2 separate regions of the Homo sapiens genome follow, and region 1 is linked to region 2. Evidence: read pairs that join two places in POLR2A ChIA-PET (ENCODE). Cell type or tissue: A673. All regions are shown on one strand.

Region 1 (5,000 bases), 72 kb before region 2:
AGTAGCAGTCTGCTTTTCTTTTGTGAGCATAGTTTGAAACACATACATTAAAAACAGTATCAATTTTTATGCGGCTATGGTGGGGGGAGGAATCAGCATATCGTGTTAGCAATTTTCTGTGGAATCACATTAGTGTTTCATTGTGGTAGCCGTATCACATTAAAATCTGTTTTTCTACTAAATGGCTTCCATTGTGTATTTAGTGAATCTGATATGGAAAACTGCTAATGCAATAAGAGTATCATAGAAGCTTTTCCTGACTGTAATGCTCAGCCACAATGTTCAGGAGAAGGAGGCTCTCAACTGGGCTGAGGGGATTTCAGGCCTCTGAACTAGTCCTCAGCTCAGATTCAACACCAGCTTCTTGAAAGATGGACTTTATCCTATGGGTGAAATGCTTTTACAGACTTTATTTCAGGAGGGACCATGGGTTCAGTGAAAAAATGTGTCATGTATTTGTTATTTATTGATAGAGTACTATAAAGGGCACTGTGGTCAGCATTCAGAGAATAAAAAAGGTAGATGAAACAGTCCCTTCCTTCCTGGATCTTGTAAGGATGGTCTGAGGGGAAGAAATAAATTAGTCTATGAGTAACTTAATACAAAACAGGTAAGAGTTGAAAAGGCGAAGAGCCACAGGAGCTCGAAGGAGGACATACCTGGGACCAGGGTCATCACAGAAAGTCCCGTGAAGGCAGCGCCTGAACAGGGCATACAAGATGAAGAAGTCATATTTGAGGATCCTGTGGGAGGTGGGGAAGCTGGGAAGGCCTCAGCGTGGGGTAAAGGTGCACAGGAGAGGAAAGCCAGGGTATGCATGGAAACTAGCATTTGCTATTTTAACTGCAGCATAAAATAGGGAAAGACCGGGAAGATAAGCCTGGAAAAGTGGTCTTGGGTCAGCCTAACACAAAAGGAAGCCGACACCAAAGGAGAGCAGAATACAAGTCAGGCAAGTGCGGCCGAGGTGTCCGTCATGGTTTTGGGGTAGGAAGTGTCAGGATGAAGACCACCAAGCAAGAAGAACATCCAGTTTTCATGGGTATAATGACTCCTAATGCTAACAGATATCTTGAAATCCTAACAACTTTAGTTGACACAAGTTTCTTAAGAGACAAAATTTACCGGAATATTTATTTTAAAAGGTTAGTTTATTACCAAGGGATAATTGTTTATTTTTTTAATGTCCTTACTTAGGACATGGACATTCACCAGGATAACATGAAACATTGTGAAAATGCTCACAGTATTGTTAAGTACTTATGCATTTACTGTTTGCATTTTTTTTTTTTGCTTTAGAATAACTTTTCAACCCACTAGCAACAGTAACCAAGGAAATATAAATCCAACAGCCTAGAATTACAACTATTTGAGAAGATTCATGGTTTCAACGTACTGCTATATTTACTGTTTCATTCTGGACAGTTTCCCGTTTCTTTAACTCCTCTCTAAGTGTCCAAAACAATATACAGAAAGTCTGCACTAAGCTTCGTTAAAGCTTTAAAATTTAGCATAGTATGTCTGGCAAATCAGAAAAACCACATATTTGTCATAACCTTTACCTTCCCTAAAATCAGAGTACATCCTGTGGATAAGGATTATTTCCCACATATTAAAGCAGAACATGATGAAACTGCTGTCCTATTTATTACAGAGGGAATGTCAGATATAAAGTAGTTACCTTAATCCTACGGTGCTCACTTACGAAACACCATCCCTCCAGTTTGGCAATGCATAGTGCACTCTCATTAATCAGAATTAAACTATTTGGAAAACATATTGAGTATTTTCATATTGACATTGAATATTTTCATCTTTATGAAACAATTTCTGGACAGACTTTTTTCCCTCCAACTGACCACATGATTAGTAAAGATAGTGTACCACTTGTTTATTACTTATGGATATCTTTAGTAATGTTTCATTTAAAAAACAAAACAAAACTCTTCTTTCTCATCCATGTCTTGGGCAATCACAGATGCAAGAGTTGACATCTGTGAATATTTTCTGATTACTTACTAACTAGGAATATATAAGTTAAAAAAATTTTTTAAAGGAGAAAAGCCAAATAGTTCATGTTGACTTTGAAAGACTGATGACAATGATGTGGCAATTCTAAAGTACTTAGAGGTTTAACCCAAAATTTGTTTACGTCTTTGATTTTTAGTAAACACTGCACTGATAAACATGAGTTTGTTCAGATCAAGAGTATGTTGGCATTCTCTTAAGCATAGTTTGAAACCAGAGAGCTCAAGCATAAAACAGCTCTGACAAAGATAACCAGTCAAGCATAAAAATGGGAGTTGGTTGTGTCAGAATACATTAAGAGGCCGAAGGCTGTCTGGCAGACAGCTGTCTTGCCATCACTGAAGGTGACTATTACCACTAAAAGTTGTTTTTCGGATACAGTACTTGAAATTGCTGTCATCTTGTATTTAAAATGCTCCTTATTTATAAAGCGTCACATCCTTTTCTTATCTGAAGCCTCCTTCTTGGATAACCACAAACCTAAAAGCAGTCTAAAATTGTGCTGATGCTTTCCTACAAGCACAGGGAAACTCTTATATTGAATCTTTGTCTATTTGGAGTTGAGAATGTCTTTGGCTTTTATTTTAAATGCCTTCTTAAATATAGATCACTATTTTTAAAATGTAAACATCCAAAGGCATTCCCTCACACTTGGAGGAATGCTAAGGCAGGAGACATGCTTGTAGTAGTCACATTTCACTTTCCCAGACGGGTGCCACAAACGTTCCGCTCAGTTACTGCTTAGGAGGCAGCATTATTAAATGCCTCACGACTTAACGGTCAGCCTCCATGCTTCTTGCTAACCTACATTTCCAAAAGATCATCCGAGAAATCTGGCAAGCCACCGAAATGGTACTAGTAAACTGGATCCATCCAAAGCACTCCACAGTGCCCTGTGGGTGTGTTTCTCACTGTAAACTACTGGGTAAAGAATTTACATACAATTTTATCTCCAAACTCGATTTGTATCCTTTGTAGGTTAGTTCTCAGGAGTACCCACTCCAGCCCAGAAATAAGTCAACGTAGTATTTCCAAACTATCACTTCAAATGTCCACGGTCAAGGGCAGGAGGAGGAAGGAATAGTAACGGGAAAACTTGTCAGCGATTAGCCATCCATAAAAATGTTCTCCCAGCGCTCCTCCTTCCGATCACAAAGCTGGCGTCAGGCAGTCTCCTGTATCTGCTTCCCACCTCGCCCCCTCCCCTCTGCGGAGAGCTGGCACCGAGGGGCGGGCCAAGGAAAAGACAAACACCCCGGCTCCGACACAGTCCAAGCGCGAGCCCGGAGACACTTCAACAACATTCCTAACTTTTTTTCTCAGTTCGCATGCCTCAAAGGTAAACAAAGCAAAAAGCCTACGAAACAGAAGGCAAGTGAGGCCAATTCGGCGCTGGCGAGTTTAAAAGTGGCCCCCAAAGAGTCACAATGACGACCCCCGCCGCCCCCTCTGTCCGCTGTCCCCTATCTCCAGCTACAGCAAGCGACCCCTCAGGCGCCTATCCTGGTCCCTGCCCACGCCCCGGGCCCCAGCCCCGACCCGACCGCCGCCCCCGCCGCGGGTCGAACATCCCCTGACAGGTCCCGGGGCCCGCGGCGCGGGCGGATGCAGGCGCGAGGAAGGCGAGCTGCGCCGCGGCCAACTCCCCAGAGCAGTCCCCTCCGGCCCCGCGCCCACCCCACCCCACCCCACTCCACCCCAGACAGGCTCCACCAAAAAACCCGGGAACAACGACCGCCAAAAGCCAAGCCTCACGCCGAGGAGCCTCCCAGGCTGCCCCGAGGACGAACAACTTCGCCCTCCACTCAATGCGCTCACACGCACGCACACAAGCAGCGCGCGGCCGAGGAGGGCACGTCTTACCTGTCCCCGCCGTGCCACTCATCCCTCCCCCACCCAGGTCCGGCGCCCCCAACCCCGCCCCCGCCGTGGTCCCCCGGCCGCCCGCTCCGAGCGCCGCGCACTCACTGCCTGGCTGCGCGCGCCCAGCGCCTGCAGGGCCCGGCGGCGGCGGCGGGGACCGAGACAGCGGCTGCAGCAGCGGCGGCGGCGGCGGCGGCGGCGGCGGCCCCAGCCGGCGTCAGTCAGACTGGAGCCGCGAAGCCTCATCGCCCGTATTAGTGCGCCGACCTGGAAAGCGGCCAGGGAGCCCTGCTTGCGGCCCGCCCCCGCCCGCCGCCGCGCGCTCTGGCCGCTCCGGGAGCCGCAGAGGAGGGGGCTGCGCGGGCCCGGCGGGGGGCGGGAGCGAGACCGGCCCCACGGCCACGTGCGCGGAAACTCGCGGCGCGGGGGTGGCGGGGTAGTACTCCTCGCAGCGGCCTGCGGCTCGGTTCCCGCCTCTTCCCCACCCCCAGCCCCGCGCTGCCCTCTCGGTCCCCCTGCGCGACCCCAGGCTCGGCCCCTGCCCGGCCTGCCGGGGTGGCCCGGGGGTGGGGTGGGAGCCCTTTGTCTGCGTGGGTCGCCTCGCGTCTCTCTCTCCCACCCCACCTCTGAGATTTCTTGCCAGCACCTGGAGCCCGAAACCAGAAGAGTTGTCAGCCCAACAAGAATATAGGATCACCGGCCCATCAGTCTGGAGACCCTTCTGAGCTGCTGTTCCTCACATGTTTCTGGGCCCTGATAGTGACTCTCACTTGCCCTGTTTGTTCCTGATTTGCTTTTCGGAGTAAGGGGATCCTGTCCCCATGGACAGTGACAGAGCAACTGGGCCGCAATGGCATAGGCAGAAGAAAATCTAATCACTCTGGGGGTGAGTGGTGGTTAAAACGACTCATGTAATTATGTGGATTGTAATTTCCTTACACATATTTATTTGCTTAACAACCCAGCATGTGAGATATATTATCTAATCTAATAAAAGATACAAACTTATGGGCACACAGCAATGTTACTGTACAACTTTCTCGTCTCACGGCCTGGCTGTCCCCCAGGTAGCCTGCCTCTTAAAGTCACTGTGGACTCCTGGAACCCAC
Region 2 (5,000 bases):
ACTGCATCCAAATCTTGACTCTACCTCTTATCATCTGATAACACTGGGTAATTTACTTTACCTTCTTTACTCACTTTCCTCAACTATATAATAATCAAACTAATATTACCCAACTCATAAGACACTGTGAAGAGGGCAACATGTGATGATTTGTATCCTGACCATTTCCCTTCTCCTTCCTGTTGAATGTGGACGTGATGGCTAGTGCTCCAGGAGTCACCCTGTGTGCATGAGGAAGAAGGAGTGAAACGGCAGAAGCCTGGACTTCTGATGACTGTGGAGTTGAACAAGCCCTGGACTGCCCACCTTTAGACTTCTTTTTATGAGGGAAAAATAAATAAATGGACCTCAAAGTCAATTATTTAGGTTTTCTTTCACATATCTTGATTTTTAAACTTCCAGCTTGATTCATAGCTGATATGCCTCAGCTGACAGTAACCTCTTTTTTGAAATTTCTTAGCACTTTATCTGCATGTCTCTCATAATTATAATCTTCTTTTTTACTTATGCAAATGCTTACCTTTCCTATTAGACTGCACATTTCATCAGGACAGACCCAAGTCAAATTCATCTTAGTTCATGCTACCATGCATAACAGCATACCTTCATCAAGGTAAAACTTAATACAAAAAACATTTTTTAAACTGCAAAAAACCACATAAGCTATCTGCTAACTCTATCAAAGATACAGAGGTAGATGGTAACATTTTAAACTTTAAGATAAACATAAATACATAAATCTATTTTTAAATCACCCACTATATTATAGATATGACACATCTTAAAATTTGACTAAAAACATGAAGTTATTATTAAAATTATGTTATCACTAACTTGAAATGCTGGTATTCAAGCAGTGGGCAAACATACAAGTCTGCAAAAGACATTATTCAAGATACCTTCATATTTTAGATAAAAATGTTGAAAATATGTATTACCATTCTAATCGCTCCACCTTTTCCACGATTCTTCACCAGGGTTATCACACGTACTTTGTCACTTCCATATTTCTGGCAATATTTAAAAGCTACCTATGAAATTATATAAAAATCAGAATAAAATTAATTTGGATTAAAGAGAATTATATAAGCTGTGTTTCTTGCTTTGGCTCAAACACTGCTATTGCAGTTTATCCCTTCTTGTGACTAGGTTACACCCACTGTACATTCTGATGACCTGGAGGAGCTGTAGAAATCTTGGTGCCATTGACCTACTAGGTTGAAATCATAGTTCAGTTTCCTGCAGAGGAACCACCACAGTGGGCAATGACCTTCTTTTCTTGACTCCTCTACCTAAGCTACTGAGCTGCTAAAAAACAAACAACAACAACAACAAAAAACAACAAAAAAACCCCACAAAAGCCATGTGCTATCTGACTGGTACAAACTTATGATTGGGCCCTTAACACTGGTTAATGACTTTTGTATTTGTTCTGGTCTGCAATCGCTCTTATTCCCCAGAGAGGCTGTTTGTATCCTGACCATTTCTCCCGAATCTTTTCACTCAAATTCCTCTCTCTCAGCAGTAAATTCTCTTCTAAATCTTCAATCTCTTCCTCTCTGCTGGCTCCACAGCCTCAGACTTGCTCAAGCTGCCAGCATCCTAAAAACTTTCCTTTGACTTCACTATTTTCTCAAGCTACGGCCATTACTCTGCTTTATAATCAAAGTCGTGAGATAGTGATCTATATTTGCCACCTGCATTTCATCACCCATTTATTTTTCGGTCCACTGTAGTAGGGCTCATGCCCTTTGCTCTTCCACATCCCGTTTCCTTGTAACCTTAGCCCATCAGGTACCCTCTCCTTTGACAACCATCTCTACAGGCAGCTGTAAAGTTGCTCTCATCTGGCCTTTGCCCTCCTCTACTGTTCCCAAGTTTTCACCAATAACTCCTTTTGCTTGGCTTGCTCCTTAAATGCTGATAATCCACACAAGGACTGACTCTACACTGTACATACAGCTAATGGGAAACCCCTGGCCATCTTCTCTTCTCAACATAAAAGCTCACTGGGAGTCACTGCATGGGCTTAATTATAGCTTATATTTATGAATCTCACGTCTGTTTAGAGCCCAGACTCTTCTCTCCTGTGTCACCTAGTTATATATTGGATAAATAAAAACTCCAGAATTTCATTCATCTCCTCCTCCCAACTTCTGCTCAGTCTACATTCCTTGCTGCAGCAAATGGCATCATCATCTACTAAGTTGCTCAAATTGAAAACCTGAGAATCATCTTCCATTTCTATCACCCATTACAATTCACTGGCTACTATAACTCACTGACTGATTTGTAAAATCCCTCTCAAATCCATGCTATCCTCACACCTTCCTGACCTAGTTCAGGGCCTTATCCCCTAAAGTCCCCACATCTCTACCCTGACTCCCTAATTCATTCCTAAAGTTATACGAGTAGCCTTTCTAATATGGAAATCAGTTCACATAAGCCCTGTTCAAACACCCTCAGTGATGACTTATGGCTTCTAAGCATCACATATGAGTTCCTTATCATAGCATAGGAGATCCTTTGTGATTCAGCCTTCACCTTTTTAGCCAGCTTCTGAGGCTGCCCCATTAGTACCGTGAACATTAGCAGTATTTGAGATTTCCAGACCATACCACGGTCTTACACTTGTATGCCTTTTCTCAGAACACTGTCTTCCAGCTTCCTCACCTGTCAGGCCAGCTTAAGACTCAGCCAAACACCATTTCTCTTTTCTAGCCTCCATGCCCATCCCCACCTTCCCCCGGGAAAAAGAAAAGTATAATTCTAATAGCAATGTGTACTACTGAAGCATTTTCTCATTCAACTATTACTTTACTCATCACAATGCAACTGTAAATGTCAGCTACTTAAAGGCAAAGATTTTTATTTCTGGTATCTGGCACATAGCTGAAATCTATCAGTTTCAACCAGCAAATGCAGCCATGGTCCTGTTGTAGCACTGTTAACTAGCTGCCAAACCAGCAAACAGTGCCTCCTTCTTTGCTGTTATGGCCCCAATAATGCAGTGACAACTGTGAAGCCCTAGGGGATGAACCATGATTGGTCTAACTCCTCTTTGCTGAGTACTTTTGCAGCCTCCCTGCAGGCTTTGGTGGTCATGTCACTAAGTTCTAGCTTGTGAACTTTGGGTGTGGGCTTTAGTAGAGGGAGGGGTGAGGACTTCTGATAAAGATTTTCGTTCCTAGTTAAAAAGGAGAGATGCACGCAGAGATGATTCTTTTTTTTTGACACAGGGTCTTGCTCTGCTACCCAGGCTGGAGTTCAGTCGTGCGATCACAGCTCACTGTAACCTTGAACTCTTGCGCTCAAGCAGTCCTCCCACCCTCCCACCTTGGCCTCCCAAAGTGTTGGGATTACGGGCATGAACCACCATGCCCAGCCCAGAGATGATTCTTAAAGTCCTGGCTGTCCCTTACTACTCCAGGACATGTAATATTTGCAGCTGTGGCCATTTTGTGATGAAGGAATGCGTGAGACTGAAAATGATATGGATCTAGCAACCTGATCCTGTTTAAATGCTAAGCCAACTCTGGAATCAACTATTTCTAGACTTCCTGGCAGATGAGATAATTAAACGTCTTTATTATCTAAGCCACTCTATGATATAGTTCCTAATTGATAAAAATGTCTAACACATAGTGCTCTAATTATTTGATGCATATTTCCAGTATTATTAATAGATGTGAACTCCTTCAAGGTAGAAAGTGGTCTTTACATCTTTGTATTTTAGTGCCAGTCAGAACTCTCGACTTCTGCTTAACAGCTGAAGAAATGTGTTCAAAGAACAGTTATTTGTGCTGTAGATGTTTACTCTGGAATGGCACAATACTTGAGACTGCAAAACCAAGAAGATAAAGTCATTATATAAGTAGCTAAGTGAACTAATAAGACTTTACTATGTTAGGATGAAAAGCTCCCTCTAGAGTATGGTATCTAGCTTCAAGGAATATAACATTGTTAAAGCCACAACTGTTTGGAATGGATGCACAATGAAGCTTTACAGCATGGCCTTTAGTATACAGGGCAGCAGCTGTCACTCGGCCACCATTTGTGAACTGAGTTCCTACTGAGTGCCTACTCGCCTTTTTGGTATGTTGTTTGAGGATATAATAAACATCACTGTACAACTGCAGTATTCTCTTGTACTATACCTTGTGCCCCCTTGGTCTGAAACGCCTCAAGAACAAGAGCCGTATCTAAAATTTTCCTCACACCCCTCAGACTGTAAGACATTAACAGGGAATCTATAAATACTTAACTTAGCGAAAACTGGTTTGTTTTAAATAAAAACTTCTACTAAATATAATTTCAACTTTCTACTTCCTCCCAACCTTGGGAGCAGTGGGGCCAATTGCTAACCCCTCCCTTGCTTGTCCTCCCTGGGAGGGCATCCCTGATCCTTCCAGCAGAGCAGCTGGCCACTCACAGGTCAAGGGCCACCAAAAAAGTGCTCCTCAGGAGAAGATGCACAGCCTCAGCTGGGTCTAGGCTACCTCTATAATCTCAACAGCAAGTGTCCAATGTGGCTTTCCATGCCATTCCCTTCATGTATCACTAAACTGCTGAGATGGCTTGTGTTCATAACTTTCACATCATACTATTCAAAGTGCAGCACTTACCCTTCCTAAGCCAGATCCTGCCAATGCTCTCTGTGCATGTGAAAGGACACACCTGCTTCCCAGGGGCTGGTACGAAAGCAGCTTTCTATTGGCGTGACTGCTTTAGAAATTATAAGGCAAGATGGAGCATAAAGAAACTGTGCTTAGGGAAAAAGGAAGCACAAATTGGTAGGCAACGAAGGTTCCTACCCTAAAGGCCAGGAGGAACTGTGCGCGGGCATGTTTCTTCCCTATCTGGCGATCTTCAAAGCTTCCCTGGTCTTATGGAGAAGTTCCATAAATGAAATCTGTTTTTTCTGCTATCTAGACTATAACAATGGAGAGTGTTAGGCACAGCTTTAGGGTCCCCTGGTGAATGAAAGTGAGATTTCACAT

The links. ChIA-PET counts read pairs that join two places held together with the same protein. Peaks named below come from ENCODE experiments on the same cell type or tissue, not always from the same donor. Only the 100,000 strongest peaks of a DNase experiment are listed, where the experiment ranks them.
Region 1: POLR2A ChIA-PET joins it to region 2 with 22 read pairs; 6 of 35 experiments call an interaction of 5 or more read pairs at or near these places.

Annotation. Positions count from the first base shown.
Region 1 is chr13:36,916,120-36,921,119 of GRCh38, forward strand. It overlaps SMAD9 (SMAD family member 9), which reads right to left and starts at 4,119. Exons shown (of 7, transcript NM_001127217.3): 1 at 3,997-4,119. RefSeq lists silencers at 4,030-4,099, 4,210-4,259. In A673, no CTCF peak of the experiment used is centred here; DNase peaks (open chromatin) are centred at 2,312, 2,812, 3,242 and 4,122; H3K4me3 peaks cover 2,561 bases; H3K27ac peaks cover 4,557 bases.
Region 2 is chr13:36,988,546-36,993,545 of GRCh38, forward strand. ALG5 (ALG5 dolichyl-phosphate beta-glucosyltransferase) reads right to left here. Exons shown (of 10, transcript NM_013338.5): 5 at 939-1,031. Among named protein-coding and RNA genes, the nearest start is that of ALG5, 8.3 kb to the right of the region's middle. In A673, no CTCF peak of the experiment used is centred here; no DNase peak of the experiment used is centred here.